3 separate regions of the Homo sapiens genome follow, and regions 1 and 3 are each linked to region 2. Evidence: chromatin contacts called from ENCODE Hi-C or POLR2A ChIA-PET data. All regions are on one chromosome and are shown on one strand. Each heading gives the region's core, a stretch centred on a gene start or an enhancer-like site at or near the end of the contact. The rest is flanking DNA. Distances are from core to core; before and after follow the strand shown. Region 1 overlaps CLIP2 (CAP-Gly domain containing linker protein 2). Region 2 holds the start of EIF4H (eukaryotic translation initiation factor 4H). Region 3 overlaps CLIP2 (CAP-Gly domain containing linker protein 2).

Evidence for each region. A loop is a pair of places that touch in the nucleus more often than their neighbours do. ChIA-PET counts read pairs that join two places held with the same protein, here RNA polymerase II (POLR2A). Pooled maps may share reads with other maps.
Region 1: a pooled map shows a loop between it and region 2 (2.3-fold over the local background). The contact joins the enhancer-like site here to the promoter of EIF4H in region 2. A Hi-C loop is called at or near these places in 1 of 168 maps with a recorded cell type or tissue (endothelial cell of hepatic sinusoid) and 2 of 50 pooled maps. POLR2A ChIA-PET finds 5 or more read pairs at or near these places in 4 of 52 experiments (CD4-positive, alpha-beta T cell, GM12878, Panc1 and 1 more).
Region 3: a map of endothelial cell of hepatic sinusoid shows a loop between it and region 2 (6-fold over the local background). The contact joins the enhancer-like site here to the promoter of EIF4H in region 2. A Hi-C loop is called at or near these places in 1 of 168 maps with a recorded cell type or tissue (endothelial cell of hepatic sinusoid) and 1 of 50 pooled maps. POLR2A ChIA-PET finds 5 or more read pairs at or near these places in 6 of 52 experiments (H1, PC-3, WTC11 and 2 more).

Annotation. Positions count from the first base shown.
Region 1 is chr7:74,305,460-74,308,880 of GRCh38, reverse strand. The region is part of intron 1 of CLIP2 (CAP-Gly domain containing linker protein 2); the gene reads right to left. Among named protein-coding and RNA genes, the nearest start is that of CLIP2, 18 kb to the right of the region's middle. RefSeq lists enhancers at 330-968, 1,776-1,920 and a cis regulatory region at 1,843-1,853. Within about 2 kb of position 1,945, at least 8 of the 41 ENCODE cell types and tissues checked have a DNase peak (open chromatin) inside an H3K27ac peak, as active enhancers do.
Region 2 is chr7:74,172,958-74,176,379 of GRCh38, reverse strand. It overlaps EIF4H (eukaryotic translation initiation factor 4H), which reads right to left and starts at 2,024. Exons shown (of 7, transcript NM_022170.2): 1 at 1,938-2,024. The coding sequence starts at 1,996. RefSeq lists enhancers at 959-1,471, 1,472-1,985, 1,967-2,261 and a silencer at 1,764-2,273.
Region 3 is chr7:74,370,025-74,373,577 of GRCh38, reverse strand. CLIP2 (CAP-Gly domain containing linker protein 2) reads right to left here. Exons shown (of 17, transcript NM_003388.5): 9 at 542-646. Among named protein-coding and RNA genes, the nearest start is that of GTF2IRD1, 82 kb to the left of the region's middle. RefSeq lists an enhancer at 427-1,425. Within about 2 kb of position 1,662, at least 14 of the 41 ENCODE cell types and tissues checked have a DNase peak (open chromatin) inside an H3K27ac peak, as active enhancers do.

The sequences.
Region 1 (3,421 bases), core at 696-3,195, 130 kb before region 2:
AAGTTAAAAAAATTTTTTAAAAAGGGCCGGGCATGGTGGCTCACGCCTGTAATCTCAGCACTTTGAATACACATTTCACCAAAGAAGATATATAAACAGCCCATAAGCACATGAAAAGACGGCCGAGGCAGGCAGATCACTGAAGGTCAGGAGTTTGAGACCAGCCCGGCCAACGTGGTGAAACCCTGTCTCTACTAAAAATACAAAAATTAGCTGGGCGTGGTGGCACACACCTGTAGTTCCAGCTACTTGGGAGGTGGAGGCAGGAGAATCGCTTGAACCCGGAAGGCGGAGGTTGCAGTGAGCTGACATCGCACCACCATGCTCCAGCCTGGGCAACAAAGCGAGACTCCATCTCAAAATAAATAAATATAAATAAATAAACAAACTAGATTATGAATGAATGAATGAATGATACTTACCCAAGAGGTGAGAAGTCCAGGACACCATTCTCACCTCCTTAGGACATAGCACTCAGGTCTGAGTGGCTTGTGGTGATCAGCCCAGCTGGTCAGACACCACAGGTCATCACACAGCCGGTCTGGCCTCCCAACCAGCCAGCATCCCCTCTGAGGCAGAGATCAGGCGTGAGAACCCTGTCCCTGGCACTGGAGGCTCCTGCAGATGACCCTGCAGTCCTTACCACCCGCCTGACACTGTCCCACCTCCCAGAGGCCACCTGTGTCTTTTCTCCCACCTGCTTCACTTCTCCTATTTGCATTACCTACTGACACCTAGCCTGATGCCACCTCCTCCAGGAAGTCTCTCAGGACCTTCGGCCCACAGAGACCTCAGGATCACATGTGGAGCCAAGGAGGAGAGAGTATGCTGTTCTTGTCTGTCTTCGTCATGCCACCTGGGAGCTTACAGGCAACTTCAGGCAGGGCCATAGTCTCTCCTCTCTGGGAACCCAGCCTGAGCCATGGTGCCTGGCACAGAGCCATGATCTGGAATTCCCACGACAACACACCTACAGCCGCCCAGAGGACACAAATCCCCAGAAACACTACTCCCAGGGAACGCTCCCAAAATTAACCTCCAGCCCTCCTGAACCACCCCCCAGCAGCCTCCAGTATGAAGAACCTACTGTTGCCGGGCACGGTGGCTCATGCCTGTAATCCCAGAACTTTGGGAGGCTGAGGCGGGCAGATCACAAGGTCAGGAGTTTGAGACCAGCCTGGCCAACAGAGTGAAACCCTGTCTCTACTAAAAATACAAAAAAATTAGCCAGGCATGGTGGTGGGCACCTGTAGTCCCAGCTACTAGGGAGGCTGAGGCAGGAGAATCACTTGAACCCAGGAGGCGGAGGTTGTGGTGAGCCGAGATGGTGCCATTGCACTCCAGCCTGGGCGACAGATCGACACTCAAACAAAACAAAACCAAAAACAAAAAAACGAACCTACTGTCTACCAGGCATTGCACGAATGTGGCCTCATGTCCTCCCCAGCCCCTGCACAAGGCAGAGGTCCTCTGACAGGTGGAGCTTCCCGAGTGCAGAGAAGTTCGGGGACTCAAAGTCACACACTGCTAAGTGGCTGTCCTGGAATCAGACCCGGGTCTGGCCCTTCCCTACCTCCCATCCTGCCGAGCCCAGCCCTGGAATAACATTTGTGAGCCCCCTGGCCTCTGGGGACAGCGTCCGCCTGCCACGGCTCACAAAGGAAACCAAAGAGCTGGCAGGAGAGGAGAACCAAGGCGGCATTCAGTCAGGCCCGGCCACCCTTGCTGTGGGAGGGGGAGAAGGGTGCAGAGGGGGAGCAGCCCCCCTGTCCCCGAGGAGCACCCGGAAGGGGAGAGGGGAGAATAGTGAACAGGAAGAAGGGGGAGGCCACCTGCCCTCGTGTGACTCAGCTGTGCTGGTGGGACAGAGGAAGAGAGAGGGATTCTTGGAAAACGCTGGGACTTGATGATAAATTGGCCTCTGGCCACACTGTGGCCGACGTGGGAGGCGGGGAAGCCTGGGGCAGTCCCAGCTCCAAACCCCAGACTTTCTCCGAGTGGCTGTGAGCCCTTGGCCCAGAGAGAGCCTCAGTTTCATTACCTGTAAAATGGGGTACAAGTGTCACCACCTCCTGGGAGTGAGGCAGAGAAGACACCCCAGGAGTATGCCCGGCTGCTCGGGAAGGGGACTGTCACTACTCTCTGGAGGCCCTGGTGCACAGGACGGACAGGCGAGGGCGGGGTGGCATTCAGACCAACAGTCCCCCTTTTGTGCCACCCTCCGATGCCGTTTCCCAGAGACAAGCCCCGGCTGCATTTCACGCCTTCCATTTCAGCTGCCCGGGGGTGGCGGGCTGCAGCCTCGGAACTCTGCCAATCAGGGCCCCGGCGGAGGGGGACGGGTGCCAAATAGAGCAGTGGAAAGCCCATCTTGGTTTGGCGGGCCAGCCTCATCCTGGGGCGAGGGAGGCAGGAGCCAGGAAGCGGGCACGCCTGCAGAGACCCCGGACGTGGCTCTCTCCCGGAGGGGCAGGTGCTTGGCAGGGACACTGCTGCTGGCTGGGGTGGGTCACATCCAGCCTTCACCAGAGCCCACTCTCTCCAGGGCCCTCGGGGGTCCCAGCAGCTGGGGTGCTCATGCCCACACTTCCTGAGGTGTAACCCGCAGTCCCCACAATCAGGCCCCAGAGGTAGGCTCAGCACAGCCCCTGCCCACATGCCACAAGCCCTAGGGCACCAGGCACAACAGCACCTCTCGGAGGAGCAAGGGACCCGTAACCGGGAGCCTGGGCAGGCAGCACCTGCGGGGCAGAGGGTCTGGGATCCCGCAAAGGAAACTGACCACACTCTGCCAGGTCCACCCAACACCCAAGGATCTGGTGGGGCTGGAAGGCAGCAGGGGATCTAGAGAGTATGAGAGACAGGCAGGGTCTCCTGGACGTGCCCCAGCAATCAGGCTGAGGGGATGAGGGGCCACAGAGAGACTCCAAGCCAGGGGTCCCCCACAATCAGACAAGCACACCAGCAAGACCGCTCTGGGAGCTGAGGATGATGGTGAACTGGCAGCAGGGGCGGTGGGGGGGGGTTGGGGTGCAGGGAGAGAAGCCAGCTGGGGGCTGCTGAGATGGAAGCAGATCCCTAAAATGTGACCGGGTGCGGTGACTCATGTCTGTAATCCCAGCACTTTGGGAGGCCAAGACAGGAGGATCACCTGAGGTCAGGAGTTCAAGACCAGCCTGGGCAACATGGCGAAACCCCATCTCTACTAAAAATAGAAAAATTAGCTGGGCGTGGTGGCGCATGCCTGTAATCCCAGCCACTTGGGAGACTGAGGCAGGAGAATCACTTGAACCCAGGAGGCAGAGATTGCAGTGAGCTGAGATGGTGCCATTGCACTCCAGCCTGGGCGACAAAGTGAGACTCCGTCTCAAAAACAAACAAACAACAAACAAAATGAGGCCTGATCTGGGACAGAGAGGGG
Region 2 (3,422 bases), core at 775-3,274:
TGTAATCCCAGCACTTTGGGAGGCTGAGGCAGGAGAATCGCTTAAACCCGGGAGGTGGAGGTTGCAGTGAGCCGAGATCACACCATTGCACTCCAGCTTGGGCAACAAGAGTGAAACTCCATCTCAAAAAAAAAAAAAAAGAATACACATGTATAAATGAATATGTAAATTCACCAACAAGTTTTTAAAACTACTTCTGAAAGTAGCAATACTTTATGTAGTTTCACATTAATATGAAGCCAAATAGAAAATTCCAAGTAAGTGAGACATAGAAGATGCTTAACAGTAAAGAGACTTTCTATTAGGAAGTTCAAGTGATGCACAGTGCTACCTAGGAAACTCTCCTATCAGTTTTTGGAGTACACCTGGGGCAAATGGCTAATATTTTCATCTGCTGTGGAGATTTGAAATTAATAGCATCTTAATAGAATTTTACTTCTGATTGTTCCTGGCACCCCCAAATGTCAAAATTTGACACCAGAAGAGCTGGCAAATGTGTCTGAAGGAAATTTTTTTAAATCCCCACACTCAGTTTAATAAGGTCACCTTATTGTAGTCCCAATGCAACTAAAACTTAAATTGACCACGCTGTTTAAGAAGAATTTTTCTGGGTACTTCTGTGAACGTTTTTTGGAACTAGGAAAAAAAAAAAAACCCTAGTTATTAAATTTCGAAATGACTTGAGAACAAATTTGATGTTTAGAAACCTAACCCAAAGGCGATAATTTCATGTCATCCAACATTTACTTCTTTTTTTATTAGCAAATAAAATGTTCTTTGGAATGACAATAGCTCCACCTACACCGGCACACTTCCACGTTACAGTATCATGAACATTAGCTACACTCCTGCCCCGAAACAAGCTTTTGTCTGAGCCGTTCCCAAACCAAGGTATTAAAAGTGATCATTCTTTACCAAACAAAGATACTTTTGGACTGCAACCCAGGAGACTGAACACCTCAGTGTGTATTATTGTGGTGTTATCCTGGGAAAGTAATCCTTTCTGCAAGAAAACACAAAGCCCAAGTGTGTCCTTGACAAACAGCAAGATGTTCATAGCCTATATTCTAACGAGGCAACTTGTATTTAAAAAATAAAATAAAAAAAAGTGCAGAGTCCTGGAATTAAACACCATGAGCTCTCTATTCAAAGATGTTTCTTTTAAGCAAAGTGTTTCAATTATACATAGTTGTCTGCATTTGACAACAATCAGGACGACGCTAAATGCGGTTCCTTCTCCAGATCAGAGCGAGAAACCAAGGAGAAATGAAATTGTGCCAAAGAGCACGTAGCACCTGTCAAGGCACTGTGACCCAAGAAAGATTAATACAAAGAAGCTACGATGGATTTATCTCCTTGGTCTCCCCCCGCCCGCAAGGAGTCGTACCATCCCCGGGCCAGAGCCGCCAAATCCCTGCCTCACACGTAAGGGGAAGGGAATCGCCCCTCTTGGCTGCCGACCTTCCCCAGTCGGCCGGCCTCGTGGCGAAGGGGCCAGGGGCCTGCAAGGCGGGCAGGCAACAGAGGGCCGCGAAAGAGGCCGGGACCGGAGCGGGGCAGGCCGTGTGGCCCGTACCCCAGCGCCACAGCTCAGCCCCGCACTGGTCCTACCGTAGGGGGGATGGGGCTGGAAGCGGGCGCTCGTCTCCGGGCATCGGCGCCGCCGCGGCCAAGGCAGGGCAAAAACCAACACGTTGTCGTTGGCGGGAGGCAGTGGAAGGGATCCGCCCCGCAAGCAAGACCCCGGGAGCCCAGCCGCCGCCGCCCCGTCTCCGAGCGCGCCATTTCCAGGCCCCGGCCCTCCAGGCGCCGCTCCTAGGCCTCCGCGGGCCCCCGCCTCCCGCCGCCCCGGCTGAGCGCAGGACGGCCGCCACCCTGACGGCCCCGACTCCGCCGGTCCCGCAGCCCCCGACGGGGCCCGCGCACGCCCGCCTCACCCTCTGCCGCCGCCGAAGCTGCTGTAGGCCCGATCGTCGTAGGTGTCGAAGTCCGCCATTTGCCGTCTCCGCTCCGAGAGGAACCAGGGTGAGCGAGGAAGGACCCCGCAATATAACTCCCCCCGCCCCGCCGCCGGGGCTGTCCGCCGCGCCGCCTGATCGCAAATCCCTTGGACGCAGGCACGCGCACGCGCGCGCGCGCACGCACGCACGGACGCTGGCCGCGCAGCGCCCGGCCCTGGGCCCACCGGCAGCTGCCTGCCCCGTGCGCTCTGCAGCCCACGTGGTGCGGCGGCGTCCCAGCTGGACGCCTGCCCGGCCTACGCGGCCCATTATGTGCTGGCCCTGGGGTGCGCCCGTGGCTGCCTCCTATCCCCGCCGCACCACGCCCGTGCGCGCCGGCCTTTCCGTCCGTCGGCGGGAGGTGACCTGGAGAGCTGGGGGGAACTCCCTCTCCAGTTCGCCTGGGACGCTGCCTTTCGGCCTCCATACATGGCGGGGACCTCGGAGGCCTGTCCCGCTTGGACCCCCAAGTGGTCCCCGGGTGACACCCAAGTAAAGGCCACCTCCTTCTCCAGGCAGGAGCTGGCCACACGATGAGGATGCCCCGGAAGGGGGTGCGAGGCGGTGGGATGCAGACACGAATCCTGCCTTCCAGGGCTTACTCGCTGCCTGGGTATTGGGGGGTTTTGAGAGGAGAGAGTATAGGTGATCGGTGACTTAGCAAGAGAGACTGCACATCTCGGTTTTTTGCAGAAGTCGTTGCCTTGGAAAAAGAATTGGATACTGTTGTGGATTCCATCATCTAGCAATAACAAAACATGGTTATGCAGTGGGAATTAATTACACGGGTAAATTTCCAGGTTTGTGATTGAGATGGTAGTAATTGTGGATGCCACGATGTTGACAAACCTTAATTATCTAAGCACACTTTGAAAGAACCTCATAGAATTTTGTTGTGATGTGTACCTAGGTATCTTCCGCTTAACCATTACTTTTTATTATGTATTTATTGGTTCGTTGTTGAGACAGGGTCTCGCTCTGTCGCCCAGGCTGGACTGCGGTGGAACAGTGGTAGCTCACGGCAGCCTTGACCTCTTGGGCTCATGCCATCCTGCCGCCTTAGCCTCTGGAGTAGCTAGGACTATAGGCGGGCAGTACCTCGCCTAATTTGCATTTTTTTTTTTTTTTTTTTGAGATGGAGAATCAGGTTGGAGTGCAGTGGCGCAATCTCATCTCACTGCAACCTCCACCTCCTCGGTTCAAGCAATTCTCCTGCCTCTGTCTCCCGAGTAACTGGGGTGACAGACGTGCACCACCACACCCAGTTAATTTTTGTATTTTTAGTAGAGACAGCGTTTCACCATGTTGCCCAGGCTGGTCTTGAACTGAGATCCACCCGCCTTGGCCTCCCAAAGTGCTGGGATTACAGGCATGAGCCACCGTGCCTGGCTCTAATTTGCTTTGTAAAACATTTATTTGTAG
Region 3 (3,553 bases), core at 413-2,912, 200 kb before region 2:
ACCACCCCCACCCCCAACTCCACCCCAATAAGCAACACTGAGCCAGGGAACATAAGCACATTTCTTTTTGTTTTGTTTTTGAGGCGGAGTCTCACTCTGTCACCCAGGCTGGAGTGCAGTGGCACGATCTCAGCTCACTGCAACCTCCACCTCCCAGGTTCAAGCGATTCTCCTGCCTCAGCCTCCCAAGTAGCTGGGATCACAGGCATGAGCCACCACGCCCAGCTAATTTTTATATTTTTAGTAGAGATGGGGTTTCACCATGTTGGCCAGGCTGGTCTCGAACTCCTGACCTCAGGCGATCCACCCTCCTTAGCCTCCCAAAGTGCTGGGATTACAGGCGTGAGCCACCGCACCCGGCCACATAAGCACATTTCTAAATCTTGACTTCCCTCCTCCAAGGGGATGCAAAAATAAAAAATAAAAATAAAAAAGATGATAGCAGCTAAAGAAAGAGAGTCAATAATGAAACAGAGAAGCCAGAGGGGGCATCAAAGGGCAAGGTGGCTGGCGGGCCAGGCGGGTGCGGTGGCGCGGTTACCCTGTTGTCCGCTAATTCTCGGAGCAGCCGCTCGGCCTGCGCCTTCTCCAGTAGCAGGCTCTGTTCCAGCTCCCCAATGCGCGCGTGCTCCAGCTGCGTCTGGGTCTGGTCCACCCAGGGTGGACACGGTGGGGGGGTGGGGGCGGGGACGCAGGGAGGGGGGCACAGGGAAGAAGAAGCCGGAGAGAGAGAGAAAGAGAGAGAGAGAGAGAGGAGGCGTCATCTTCCGTGAACAAGGCGAGGAGAGTAGATTCATGAGCCAGAATTGCTCAGCGAAAGAGAGGAAGTCTGGGGAGGCGAGGGGTGTGGGGCCTCATGCCCACCCCTTGCTGTGTCCCGGCTGGGTCAGTGTAGGGCGGTGGGGGGTGGGGGCCTGCAAGCCATCCTCCCTCGCTGGCCCCTGCTTGGGGTAGCAATGGGCACCTCGCTTTTCTGTCCCCCCCAACCCCCAACCAGCAGCCCTTGACCTTGAAGGTCCTCATCAAGGATCTGCTCCTGGGGAGGGGCCCATCCTGTTCCCGTTCCCCTGCAGGCTGTCACTGGTTGTAGGCAAAGCATCCTCCACACAGGAGACCCACAGGATGAGGAATAAATAAAGGACCCCGGGATTCCCGCTCGACTCCCCCCCCCCCCCAAGGCCTGTGCTAAAAGTGCAAGAACCCATAACACGCAAGATGTTTCCAAAATATACCCGACCCCTCACGATCCTCTTGGCCCCAGCCTCCTTGGTGGAGGCCGGGCTGTGCCTCCCACTCCCGGGCCCCATTGCTGCCCACCCCACCGGACCCCACAGAGGACGCCTGGTCTCCACAAATCACAAGGGCACTTTTGTCCCAGCTCGACAATATCTGCTTCATCTGCTGACAAAGGCCAGCATTCTCAGGGTGTCAAGACTGGCTTTTGCATTTCACAGAACAGATCTTGGAAGGGAAGCTGGGAGGGTGAGGACATTGGGAGCAGTTTGGAGACCCAAGTTCATCTTAGGGAGAAGCCAGAGGGTCCTCTTTATACTCCAGGAGAGAAGGGGTTAAAGCAGCTGCAGGGCAGTTCTGAAGGGGCGGGGCTTAGCAAAACAGCCTCTAGGTGTGAAACCTGTAATAAAACCCCGGAAGCTTGTCTATTGGTGAAGGTGTAAACGGACATCACCTGATTAGAAATACTCCTGCAATTCATTAAGAGACATTGAGATGATTATGTCCTTTGGCCTATTTTATTTCTTGAATTTTCCTTAAGGAACAACAAAAAAAGTTCTCTCTCTCCCCTCCTCTCTCCTTCTCCTCCCTCTCCCTCTTTGTCCTTCCCTTTCTCTCTCCCCTCTCCTTCCCACTTTCTCTCTCTTCTTTCTCCCCCCCGTCTCTCTCCCTCCTTTCTTTTTCCCTCTCTCCCTCCCTCTCTCTCTCCATTCCCCTCCCTGTTTCCCTCCCTCCCTCCTTCTCTCCTTCTCTTTTCCCCTCTCTCCCTTCCTGTCTCCCCTCTTTGTGTCCCTCCCTCTCTCTTTCTCTCCTCTCCCTCCCTCCCCCGCCTCCCTCCTGGCAGTGTGTTCCAGTGCCAACAAGAAGTCAGCATGTCTCTTCCAGAAAATCACAAGCTCCATCCCAGCCACCCCTATCCCCGTCGGTGGGCACAACAGCCCTGTCTGGAACCCTCATAGATGGTGCATGATCCTACACACTGAACTGGTAGCCCGCACAGGCAAGAAAAAGCCTCCAGCTTCGCAATTTCAAGGGCAACTTCATTCGGTCCCACTCCAAAGGACTCCTCCCCTCAACCTTTTTTTTTTTTTTTTTTTTTTTGAGGCATAGTTTCCCTCTTTCACCCAGGCTGGAGCGCAGTGGCGCGATCTCGGCTCACTGCAACCTCCACCTCCCAGGTTCAAGCAATTCTCCAGCCTCAGCCTCCCGAGTAACTGGGATTACAGGTGCCTACCATCATGCCCAGCTAACTTTTGTATTTTTGAGTAGAGACGGGGTTTCACCATGTTTGCTGGTCTTGAACCTCTGACCTCAGGTGATCTGCCCACCTCAGCCTCCCAAAGTGCTGGGATTACATGTGTGAGCCACCACGCCTGGCCCCTCAACGGGTTTATATTCTGGGGGGTGGGGAGGCAGATGCAAACCATAAAAGAATAGTGAAGATCATTCCAGACTGTGATTTGCACTATGAACAGAGCACTGGGGAGAGAGTAACTGGAATGAACGTGAAATAGAGGAAACATGTAATTTACAGTGAGTTCTGAAGGATAAGAAGGACTCCTTGTACAAGGCAGGCACAAGAGGAAGAGGCGCAAGTGTTTCAGGCCGGGGAACTAGCGTGTACAAAAGCTCAGAGGCAGGACACAGCTTGTGGTGTTCCAGAAAGAGAAAAGCCTGGTGTATGATAACTTAGGGGCAGGGGTGTGAGACAGGGCTGGGACAAGGCAGGGGGGTGGTGGTGGGGGGGAGGGTTGGGCCCTGGGGGTCTTCTCTGGCCCACTCTACAGAGCCTAGATGATATCTAGTGTCTCAGTGCTAGATGTGTGAGCAGGAAAGGGGCAGGATCTGATTTACATTTTTATTTTTAAATTAGTTTTTTTTTTTTTTTTGAGACGGAGTCTCGCTCTGTTGCCCAGGCTGGAGTGCAGTGGCGCGATCTTGGCTCACTGCAACCTCTGCTTCCTTGGTTCACACCATTCTCCTGCCTCAGCCTCCCGAGTAGCTGGGACTGCAGGCGCCCGCCACCACGCCCGGCTAATTTTTTGTATTTTTAGTAGAGACAGGGTTTCACCATGGTAGCCAGGATGGTTTCGATCCCCTGACCTCGTGATCCGCCCACCTCGGCCTCCCAAAGTGCTGGGATTACAGGCATGAGCCACCGTGCCTGGATTTTTTTTTTTTTTTTTTTTGAGGCAGAGTCTCGCTCTGTTACTCAGGCTGGAGTGCAGTGGAGGGAGCCTGGCTCAGCAACCTCTGCCTCCTGGGTTCAAGCGATTCTCCTGCCTCAGCCTTCCGAGTAGCTGGAATTACAGGCAAGCAC